Linked DNA regions of Homo sapiens: region 2 is linked to region 1. A link is a loop called in an ENCODE intact Hi-C map of the cell type or tissue named here. Cell type or tissue: ascending aorta. All regions are shown on one strand. Each heading gives the region's core, and the rest is flanking DNA. Links, peaks and the distances in the headings are about the cores only.

What was found. A loop is a pair of places that touch in the nucleus more often than their neighbours do. Peaks named below come from ENCODE experiments on the same cell type or tissue, not always from the same donor. Only the 100,000 strongest peaks of a DNase experiment are listed, where the experiment ranks them.
Region 2: a loop joins it to region 1, with 4 times the contacts of the local background. A loop is called at or near these places in 8 of 110 quality-filtered maps.

Annotation. Positions count from the first base shown.
Region 1 is chrX:10,186,582-10,191,968 of GRCh38, forward strand. It overlaps CLCN4 (chloride voltage-gated channel 4), which reads left to right. Exons shown (of 13, transcript NM_001830.4): 4 at 934-1,033. Among named protein-coding and RNA genes, the nearest start is that of CLCN4, 32 kb to the left of the region's middle. RefSeq lists a silencer at 3,170-3,299. In ascending aorta, for the core only: CTCF peaks have their summits at 3,208 (motif pointing right) and 3,987; DNase peaks (open chromatin) are centred at 3,200 and 4,000.
Region 2 is chrX:11,522,395-11,527,781 of GRCh38, forward strand. The region is part of intron 1 of ARHGAP6 (Rho GTPase activating protein 6); the gene reads right to left. Among named protein-coding and RNA genes, the nearest start is that of ARHGAP6, 140 kb to the right of the region's middle. In ascending aorta, for the core only: no CTCF peak of the experiment used is centred there; no DNase peak of the experiment used is centred there.

The sequences.
Region 1 (5,387 bases), core at 182-5,181:
TGTGACCATGTCACATCGCCTCACGAGGGCTGGCACGAAAGGAGGAGGGGAATGTGTAGGGAGCCAGGCTCAGTCATGAAGATGTTGCAGCCTCTTGGCTCTGCAGTGCAGGAATGTGGGGTCGAGGCAGCATTCCCTCTAGAGCACAGCTCAGCAGACTGCATCCTGCGGGCCAAAGCCAGCTGGCACCTTGTTTTAGAAATAAAGTTTTATTGGAACTCAGCCATGCCCATCCATTTCCATATTTTTATGACTCCTTTTGTGCTACAGTGGCAGGGTTGAGGAGTTGCAACGGAGACCATCCGGCCCGCAAAGCCCAAAATATTTACTCTCTGGTCCTTTACAGAAAACATTTGCCCACCACTGCTCTAAAAGGCCGTGAGGGAATGATGATCTCAGAGGAGCATAGGATTCTGTTAGCACAGGGAGGTGTGTGTAGGTAGTCCATCTGCTGTGGGAGACGTGATCTGTGCCAGCTAATTCTAAGTTCGTGCTGCTAAAATTTAACCTTGAAAACAAAAGGAGGAGATGAAGTCTGTGTGAAGAGGCTTTTTAATGAAACTTAGCAATGTAAGTTAAGATAGTAACTCATATTCAGAATGGAGACACCGAACCAATGTCCCCCTTCAGCATAGCTTTTAAATCATCAAAGATCAAATCACATTTAGTATGTTTTTTAATTAAGTGAATTATTTGAGTGTGTGCTCGAATTCTTTGGAGACTTTTGTGGCATCTTTATAGCTCTGTGAACTAGAAAGCTCGTCGTACCGTTGCGGCACATAACTGAAAGAATCACATCAGTGGGAATTTAGCTGCTTGATGACATTCATTTTATTTTCTTAATTACCCTGTTTCCCGAGGAAACAGTTTCAAGGAAAAAAGCATGAATTCGAAAATGCATTCGGATCAGTTGCTGTATCTGCTTTGTTCTAGATCACCAGCAAGAGCAAGGAGTCCATATGGGAGTTCATCAAGAGCCTGCTGGATGCCTGGTCGGGATGGGTGGTGATGCTGCTCATCGGCCTGCTGGCGGGTACGTGGATGGGCATGCGGCACTCCCGTGGGAAGCTGCAGAGGCCGAAACCTCAAAACACGAACCCTCTGGGAGATTTGGAATATAGCGCGTGTCGCTTGTCGCTTTTACCCCTGTGGGAGGGATTTATTACTTGAAATATCTAAGGGCAAAATGCATGGCTGTATATTTAACCTAAAATCCATCATCAATAAGGCATGCCCAAGGCATGAGCTCAGGCACAGGCTTCTGAAGAGCTGTGACGATAGAGCTGGTAGCCTTTCCACACAGAGCAGAGTTTTCTTACTATACCGGATTTGACTGAAAACACACATTTTTTTTGGAAACGGTCTTGTTCCATTGCCCAGGCTGGAGGGCAGTGGAATGATGCCAGTTCACTGCAGCCTCCACCTCCCGGGGTTGAACAATCCTCCCACCTCAGCCTCCTGAGTAGCCAGGACCACAGGCATGCGCCACCATGCTCAGCTAATTTTTGTTATTTTTTCATAGAGATGGGGTCTCACTGTGTTGCTCAGGCTGGTCTCAAACTCCTGGGCTCAAGCCATCCTCCTGCCTCAGCCAAAGTGTTGGGATTACAGGTGTGAGCCACTGAGCCCAGCCAAGCACACATTTTATATTCGGTTATTCTTGATTATGTAGATGACAACAAAATCAGGGACTGTTTTATCTTCAATAACAAAATGTCATATGAGATTGCCTTTTGCTACTACTGGTAGGCTCTGGGATGAACTGGAAACATCCTGCAACAGTCAGCACCATGCTAGACACCCACGGGAGCTGAGGCAGGCCCAGGGGCCTCCATCATCCTGACCCTCAGGAACTCTGCATCTTTCCTTTTTAGAATCCCAACACCGTGTTTGCGAGCAGTAGATGTTTCCAGAGTAAATGGATGCTATCTGGAGGGGAAACACGTCTTTTTAATATCAAACGCACCAGCCCTTCCGGGAAATAGTTTCCTGAAACTTATGTCCTTTTAGGAGATTGTGAAGGTTAATGTCTAAGAATAAAAAATTTGGCATGACGAAGAGGTTTCCTTAATAAAAATCCCCTGCATATAACAACATAATAGTTATGGTTAGAGAACAGATCAGGGAATTGACTAGAACACAGGCAGAATATATGTAGTAAGTGGTCTAAGAAGGACAGAACACAAATGGGGCACAGATAGAGTTTTGTGATTCCAGGGGCTTTCAGTTTCCAGGTGATCTTGATTTATTCCCTAGCTCATCGGAGGAGGGGCTTGGTTGCCAGGGAAGGGCTCTACCTCCCTCACCTGCCTCAGCATTCCGTAAAGAGCTAAGAGGAATGCTCAGAGGGGGAGTTCTTTCCTACTAGTCACAGATGCTGTCTGTCCGTTTCTCCAAGCCTGTCCTTCCTTTACCAGTGGCATTTCCCGTCATGTACTGGCAGCAGCCAGGGCAGGAAATTAGACTTCATTGTCACAAGGGATTGGACGACCAATTTTGCTTGACTGCTTCTATAAAGGCCTTTGAAGGTGGGCCAGGTGGGAGTTTGCTATGAATTTTGATGTCCTTATTTAGAGTAGATTGATAAAACCTTATAGTGTGTCATTTTTCTTGGCTCGTAGGAAGGAGAAATAAATAGGGTAAATGAAGAAACTCAGAACAGGAATAGATGTTCTGATAACGGCACAGCTTAGATTCATTGACTGACCTAGGAGCCCAACTGGGCTGACTTTAATCTGATTTTGACCAGCTGGCTTTATTATCCACTTGATTTCCATCAGCTCTTTCACGAGGGGGAATTAAAAACAATATGCTGCTGCCCTGGCTTCACTTAAACAGTATCTCTGGAGAGGACCTCTAGCTTGAATACAGCCTGCCCCTCCCCTCTGTGATTGTAATGTGCAGCCAGGGGTGAGCACCACTGGCCAAAGGAGAGCCCATGCGCACGTCAGCAGGGGAATACATGGGAGGGTGAGAATGGGGTGATGCTGAAAATGAAGGGACTACAGTGTTCTTTTGATTTGGATGCACTTTGAAGGGACAGCCAGAGAGCCACGTCCCACTCACTTCCCCCTTCCTCGCTGGACTAACAGTGGAGAGGACCTGGGGTCTCACTGCCTGGCCGGCTGTCCCCTCAGTGGCTGTTGTCTTCGGACTCCCCTCATGGGTAGGCCCACAGCATCTCCGCATGTGCTTATCAGAAGTCACCGCTAGGTGTCACTGTTGGACCACGAAAGAAAGCTGAGGCCTGCTGAAGCGCAGTCAGAACCAGAATCAGCAAGGAAGATTGGGTGTGCAGTAGGGGGGTTGTGAATGAATGAATAATGATGAAACTTGGGGTGATCATCCTGTTTGCCCCTGGATATCTGCAGGACCCTCCCATCTTCTTCACCTTCTTCTTCAAATACTGCACGATGTCACTTATCTGTGGAGTCCAAAAAAATAAAACCAGTGTCATAGAAACAGAGTAGAAAGGTGGCTGCTAGAGGGAGGGGTGGGGACAGGATGGGGAAAGAGATGTTGATCAGAGGGCGTAAGTTTCAGTTAGACTGGAGGAATAAGCTTTAGTGAGCGGTCGCACTGCATGGTGACCACAATTAATGATCATGTATTGTATATTTCAAAATTGCTAAAAGAGTAGACTTTAATAATCTCACCACAAAAATAAACTGGGGAGGTGATTCGGTTGGTGCGAAGGTAATTGTGGTTTTTGCCATTAAAATAACGGCATGATCGGATCTTTAATTAGCTCGATCAAGTCTTTCTATAATGTATACATAGATCAAAACATGACATTGATATACACAATTATTATGTGTCAGTTTTAAAAAGTTAAAAAATCAAGATAATGAGCTCTTTGCCTTTGTTTTTCCTGTGGAAAAACAAAGAACTGTGGATAGTTCTAAATTTGACATTACCGGACCCTGTGGAAAGACCTCATGAAATACTAAATATTATGGTTCTTGCGTGCTGTTGCTAGGGGGCAGTGTTTACTTAGCTGACTCTGCAAACTAGCATTAAGCGGAACCAAGCTTGCATCCAGGATTTCATGATCTAGAGAAAATACTTTGAGCATGTAGGATTTCTTTTCACTGGGTTTCAGTTTCCAACTTTAAATCAGGAAATAGTTTTCACCATTCCACAAGGTATATGTACTTCAAAACATCATGTTGTATATGATTACAACATACAATCTTATGTGTCCATTTTAAAATGAAAGAATAAATCAGGAAATAGCTAATGATATCTCTAACTTAATTAGACTAATTATATATATTTGTATATTTGGAATCAAGTCTTTCATTATTGAATTGCATGTTTAAAAATTTCAAACCTGTCTGATATTTAAAATTTAAAAAACAATAAAATTACATCCCTCTCTCTGTAAGCCTCACCTCCCTCACCTGCTCTATGGATGTATATATGTATGTATGTAAAGCTTTATTGAAATATAACTCACATTCCATATAATTCACCCATTTAAAGTATACAATTCAGTGGTTTTTAATGTATCACAGAGTTGTACAACCATCACCGTGGTCGATTTTAGAATAATTTTATCATGCCCAAAAGAATCATTATACCCTGTAGCTATCAAGCCCCTGCTCCCCAACCATCCCCCTTCCAGCCCTAGGCCACTGTTAACCTGCTTTCTGTCTCTATGGATTTGCCTATTCTGGGCATTTCATATAAATGGAATCATACAATATGTGGTCTTTGTGATTAACTTATTCTACTCAGCATAATATGTTCAAAGTTTGTCCATGTTGTAGCACGTGTCAGTACTTCATTCCTTTTCACTACCAAGTACAATTCCATTGTATGGATAGACCACACGTTGTTTATCCACTTATCCATTGATGGATATTTGAGTTCTTTCTACTTTGTGACTATTTTGAAGAATGCTGCTATGAACATTTTTGTTCAAGTGTTTGTGTGCATGGATGTTTTCATTTCTCTTGGGTATATGCCTAGGAATAGAATTGGTTTTTTTGAGACAGGGTCTGGTTCTGGCGCGATCATGGTTCGTTACAGACTGGGCTTGAGCAATCTGCCTGCCTCAGCCTCCTGAGTAGCTGGGACTATAGGCGCGTGCCACCATATCTGGTTAATTTTTTTTTTTTTTTTTTTTTTTTTTTTGTAGAGACAGGATCTTGTCATGCTGTTCAGGCTAGTCCTGAACTCCTGGCCTCAAACGATTTGTCCACCTCGGCCTTCCAAAGTGCTGGGACTACTGGCATAAGCCACTGCGCCTGGCCCTTATACTTTTTAACAGAGCCTTTAATATACTTATTTTCTCCTGTCCCAGGTACAGTTACACAAAGGCAGGGGCCTGGGTCTACTCTTTGCACTGCTGTATTCCCAAGACATGGATGAGTAACTGCCGT
Region 2 (5,387 bases), core at 331-5,330, 1.3 Mb after region 1:
CTGAAGGAGATAGAGACACAAAAAACCCTTCAAAAAATCAACGAATCCAGGAGCTGGTTTTTTGAAAAGATCAACAAAATCGATAGACCGCTAGCAAGACTAATAAAGAAGAAAAGAGAGAAGAATCAAATAGACGCAATAAAAAATGATAAAGGGGATATCACCACCGATCCCACAGAAATACAAACTACCATCAGAGAATACTATAAACACCTCTATGCAAATAAACTAGAAAATCTGGAAGAAATGGATAAATTCCTGGGCACATACACCCTCCTAAGACTAATCCATGAGAAGTTGAATCTCTGAATAGACCAATAACAGGCTCTGAAATTGAGGCAATAATTAATAGCTTACCAACCAAAAAAAGTCCAGGACAAGATGGATTCACAGCCGAATTCTACCAGAGGTACAAGGAGGAGCTGGTACCATTCCTTCTGAAACTATTCCAATCAATAGAAAAACAGGGAATCCTCCCTAACTCATTTTATGAGGCCAGCATCATCCTGAAACCAAAGCCGGGCAGAGACACAACAAAAAACAGAATTTTAGACCAATATCCCTGATGAACATCGATGCAAAAATCCTCAATAAAATACTGGCAAACAGAATCCAGCAGCACATCAAGAAGCTTCTCCACCATGATCAAGTGGGCTTCATCCCTGGGATGCAAGGCTGGTTCAACATACACAAATCAATAAATATAATCCAGCATATAAACAGAACCAAAGACAAAAACCACATCATTATTTCAATAGATGCAGAAAAGGCCTTTGACAAAATTCAACAGCCCTTCATGCTAAAAACTCTCAATAAATTAGGTATTGATGGGACATATCTCAAAATAATAAGAGCTATTTATGACAAACCCACAGCCAATATCATAGTGAATGGGCAAAAACTGGAAGCATTCCCTTTGAAAACTGGCACAAGACAGGGATGCCCTCTCTCACCACTCCTATTCAACATAGTGTTGGAAGTTCTGGCCAGGGCAATCAGGCAGGAGAAAGAAATAAAGGGTATTCAATTAGGAAAAGAGGAAGTCAAATTGTCCCTGTTTGCAGATGACATGATTGTATATCTAGAATATCCCATCGTCTCAGCCCAAAATCTCCTTAAGCTGATAAGCAACTTCAGCAAAGTCTCAGGATACAAAATCAATGTGAGAATCAATTTTCTTTAACAGTTAGAGAATTCCAGTTACCTTAGAAAAAAATTCGAGGCCATTGAATTCTCCTATGGAGTCTGCATCTCTTACATCTGCCTGTTTCTTTCCAGCCCCCATGGCCATTACCTTGATTTCCACCTATGCCTCTAGTTGTCTATATTGAAAACGCTAAGTAAGATTGTCCTGTTTCTCCCCAATAACAAAAGTAGAACCAGCAAGTGGAGGGGGAGGGTGTGGAAAGGCAGATTTGGGTTCAATAGTAGAAACAACCACGGTACTCAAGGAGAAAACAGGAATGGCGGTATAATGGGTAGAACTCAGGTTTTAGCATCATACAGTCTGGGTTTATAAGCAGGCTCTGACACTTATTGTGTATTTTAGAGAAATTATTTAACCATTCATGCCTTGGTTTCCTAAAATGTAAAATGGAGCTAATAACAGAATGTAGCTTATTAGGGTACTGGGAAAATTGAGTTAACATGCGCAAAATATATACAAATTCATAAAATACAAGTACTCAAAACCTGAAGCTATTATCTCTCTTATTATTATAATAAAAGAAGTGATGTAGTTGCACATTAGGGCAGAGATTGCTAACTAGTAGGCAGAATATTCTTTCCTCCTCTTTCTGAGTAATGGATTAGTCCACACTGTATTTCCTAGCCTGCCTTGCATTGACTGATTTCTAGTCAATGGAACATGAGAGGAAGACGTGTGTGTTATTGCCGGATTTTACCCAGATAAACCTCCTATACATGTTCCTCCATACCATTTCCCTATTTCAGCTGGCTGAAATGGAGGGAGCCTGGTATAGCTGTGGAAACAATATACTGAAAGTGACAATCATGCCATCAGTTGATATCCTCTCACAGAGCAGAGCTGGGTCTACCTGCCCACTCCCACAACCCCACCCTGGTCTAGCTTGAACTACCCTAGATTGTTATGGATGCAAAAATTAAATTTCTATTGCTTTCAGCCATTGGATGCTTTGGTCTATTTGTTGTCTTATTCTAACCTTAGCACCAATGACATTTGGGACTGGATAATTCTTGGTCTTTGGGGGACCGTTCTGTGCACTATAGCAGCAGTCCCCAACCTTCTTGGCACCAGGGAGCGGTTTCATAGAAGACAATTTTTCCAAGGACCGGAGGGGAGGAGGATGGTTTCTGGATGATTCAAGCGCATTACATTTAATGTGCACCTTATTTCTATTATTCCATTGTAATATATAATAAAATAATTATACAACTCACCGTAATGTAGAATCAGTAGGAGCCCTGAGCTTGTAGATGGTCCCATCTGGGGATGATGGGAGACAGTGACAGATCATCAGGTATTAGAGTCTCATAAGGCATGTGCCACCTAGCTCCCCTGCATGCACAGTTCACAATAGGGTTCATGCTCCTAAGAGAATCTAATGCCGCTGCTGATTTGATGGGAGGCAGAGCTCAAGCGGTAATACAAGTGATGGGGAGCTGCTGTAAATGCAGATGAAGTTTCACTCATATGTCCATCACTCATTTCCTGCTGTACAGCCTGATTCCTAACAGGCCATGTACCGGTACTGGTCCATGACCAGAGGATTGGGGACCCCTGCATTGTAAGATGTTTAGAGGCATCCCTATCTACTAATGCCACTAGCATCTTCCCTGACTCCGGTTGTTGGCAACCAAAAATGTCTCCAGACATTGTCAAGTGTCCCCTGAAGAGCCTATCTTACCATATACTCATCTTACTCATCTTCAGAGGTATTCACAATACTGCATGCATGATCTCTTTCCAGGGGTGGTTGAGCAGGAAATCTTGAGATGTTGAAGTCTGCCCATAATCTACAATCCTTTTCAACTCTGCAATTGACACTGGGACTTTTATTGGTGGAAAAGATCATAGACACTTGTTGGTGAATGGATTATTAGAGTTCATTTGATTCATAAGGAAAATAAGACTCAGAGGTGTTACACACCATGCAGAAATTAGGCTCCCAACTCCCATTTAAATTCTGCTTTTACTACCCCATACTGCCTGGCATAAGACTGAGTGAATACATTGTTCTGCTTTATCATTGCACAACTTTCTCATCCAATAAATTAATCTAATTTATATTTTATAGTTCAGTCCAAAGAAAATGCCCAAATAAAGATGCTAGGAGTGGAGCACTGAAGGACAGCAGTTATTCACCATGTACTGTGTACAAAAACCTATCAATTCTTTATTTATAATGACCAAAATTTACAGAGGAAAAAATCTACGTAAGCATAATTAATTTACGTCAGGCTCTATTTACCCATGTTGTTAGTAACCACATGGGCCCCTCCATGAAGAACTGATATTAACCAGGCTCACCAACCTGCTTATCCTCAAAAGGCTGGACTAATTCTCAAGGCACTGAGGATCAGAAAAGTAACAGAGAGCTAATCTTTTCTGGTATTGATACCTATGGCAGGGTTCAAAAATATAAAATTCCTTAGTCCATTTCTTAACATTGAGTTCTCCCAGAAGCAGAGAGTGAGATAAGAATTTGCATGCAAGCAGTTTAATTGGGAGAAGATCCCAGGAAGCACTGGGAAAGGATGAAAGTGAGACGAGGAAGGGAAGGTGACCAATTCAAATGCATTAATGAGCTGGTGACTACTGTGGGCACCTGGGACTTAGTCCTTCTGGGGGCCTCTGGGAGATTGGGTAAAGCTTCACTCTGAGTCATCCCACTCAAAGGGCAAGGAAGCTGGTTGTGTTAAGTGTTGCTTTCTAGGTGTAACCACTTCCAGACTTCCCTGCTGTCCTACTGTCAGCTGTACATGAGTAGGGAGAGGTGGCAGAGAAAGCCATCAAGTCAAAAGTTGCCAATGTTTGTAGTATAAAGCCTTCAGGCTGAAGCAGGCAGGACACCAGAAGCACCTGCTGTGGCTGAGAATTAAATCACTGACCCTCCCCTCCCCTCACCTTGCATTTCTCCCCAGCTTCAGTAGTTGTTTTCCTTTGGGTTCATTTCTACATTCAGGGAAAGAAATTTCATTCATCTTGGGTCTATCTCTAAGATTTAATTTCTCTAATTTATAGATTCCCAACTTGTGGGACATGACTGCTTTGAGGTGGTAGTGGGAGAGCCTCAAATTATATAAGGGAATCCTCCAATCTATTTGCACACTCAACATCATTTCTAGAATAAATAATTTATCTGAAGGTATGTTTTACTGTCTTTCATATGCTGTTAGATGCTACTTGTGTTGTGAAAATTATATATGAATTCATTTTGATTGACAAATTAATTTGCTAATTTCTGTCATTATATTATATCAGACAACTAAAATTACCATGCTTAGTAATTCTAACTATGAGAGGTTAAAATGGAGGAGAGGTGTCCATAATTTAAAAGTTTAGAAACCATTGATATAATGGTTGGAAAACACTAAAGGAGAATTAGTCCTAATGATGCTTTGCTAATATGAGGAGTGTGTGTGTGTGTGTGTGTGTGTGTGTGTGTGTGTGTGTGTGTGTGTCTTTTAGTCCATCTGCTTCCAAAGTATTATTAAATGTCACTTAAGATTACACTGATATGTTTAAGTGTCTAGGCTCCAGAGTTAAATTTGATCTTGAATCTTACCTCTCTGACTCAAGTAGCTGTTTGAACCTAGACAAATGACTTAACTTCTTCAAGCCTGAGTTTCCATATCTGTAAAACAAGCTTTTTAATATATCCTTCTTCTATGAGTGTTGTAAAGTTCAAGTGAGATATATGTATAAAGATTTCAAATACGAATTAACCAATTGTTGCCAGGCACAGTGGCTCACACTTGTAATCCCAGCACTTTGGGAGGCTGAGATGGGTGGATCACAAGGTCAGGAGTTGGAGACCAGCCTGGGCAACATGGCGAAACCTTGTCTCTATTAAAAATACAAAAATTAGCCGGGTGTGGTGGCACACGCCTATAGTACCAGCTACTTGGAAGGCTGAGGCAGGAGAATTGCTTGAACCCGGGAGGTGGAGGTTGCAGTGAGCCAAGATTGTGCCACTGCACTCCAGCCTGGGCGACAGAGCGAGATTCCATCTCAAAAAATAAAAAGAAAAGAAAAGAAAAAAGAATTAACCAATTGTCTGCTGCATCTTTTTTATCTGTTCCCACATCTTTTTATCAATGACACTAGATTAGGGTTGCCAGACAGAATACAGGTCACTCAGTTAAATTTGACTTTCAGATAATAAATGAATATTTTTAGCATA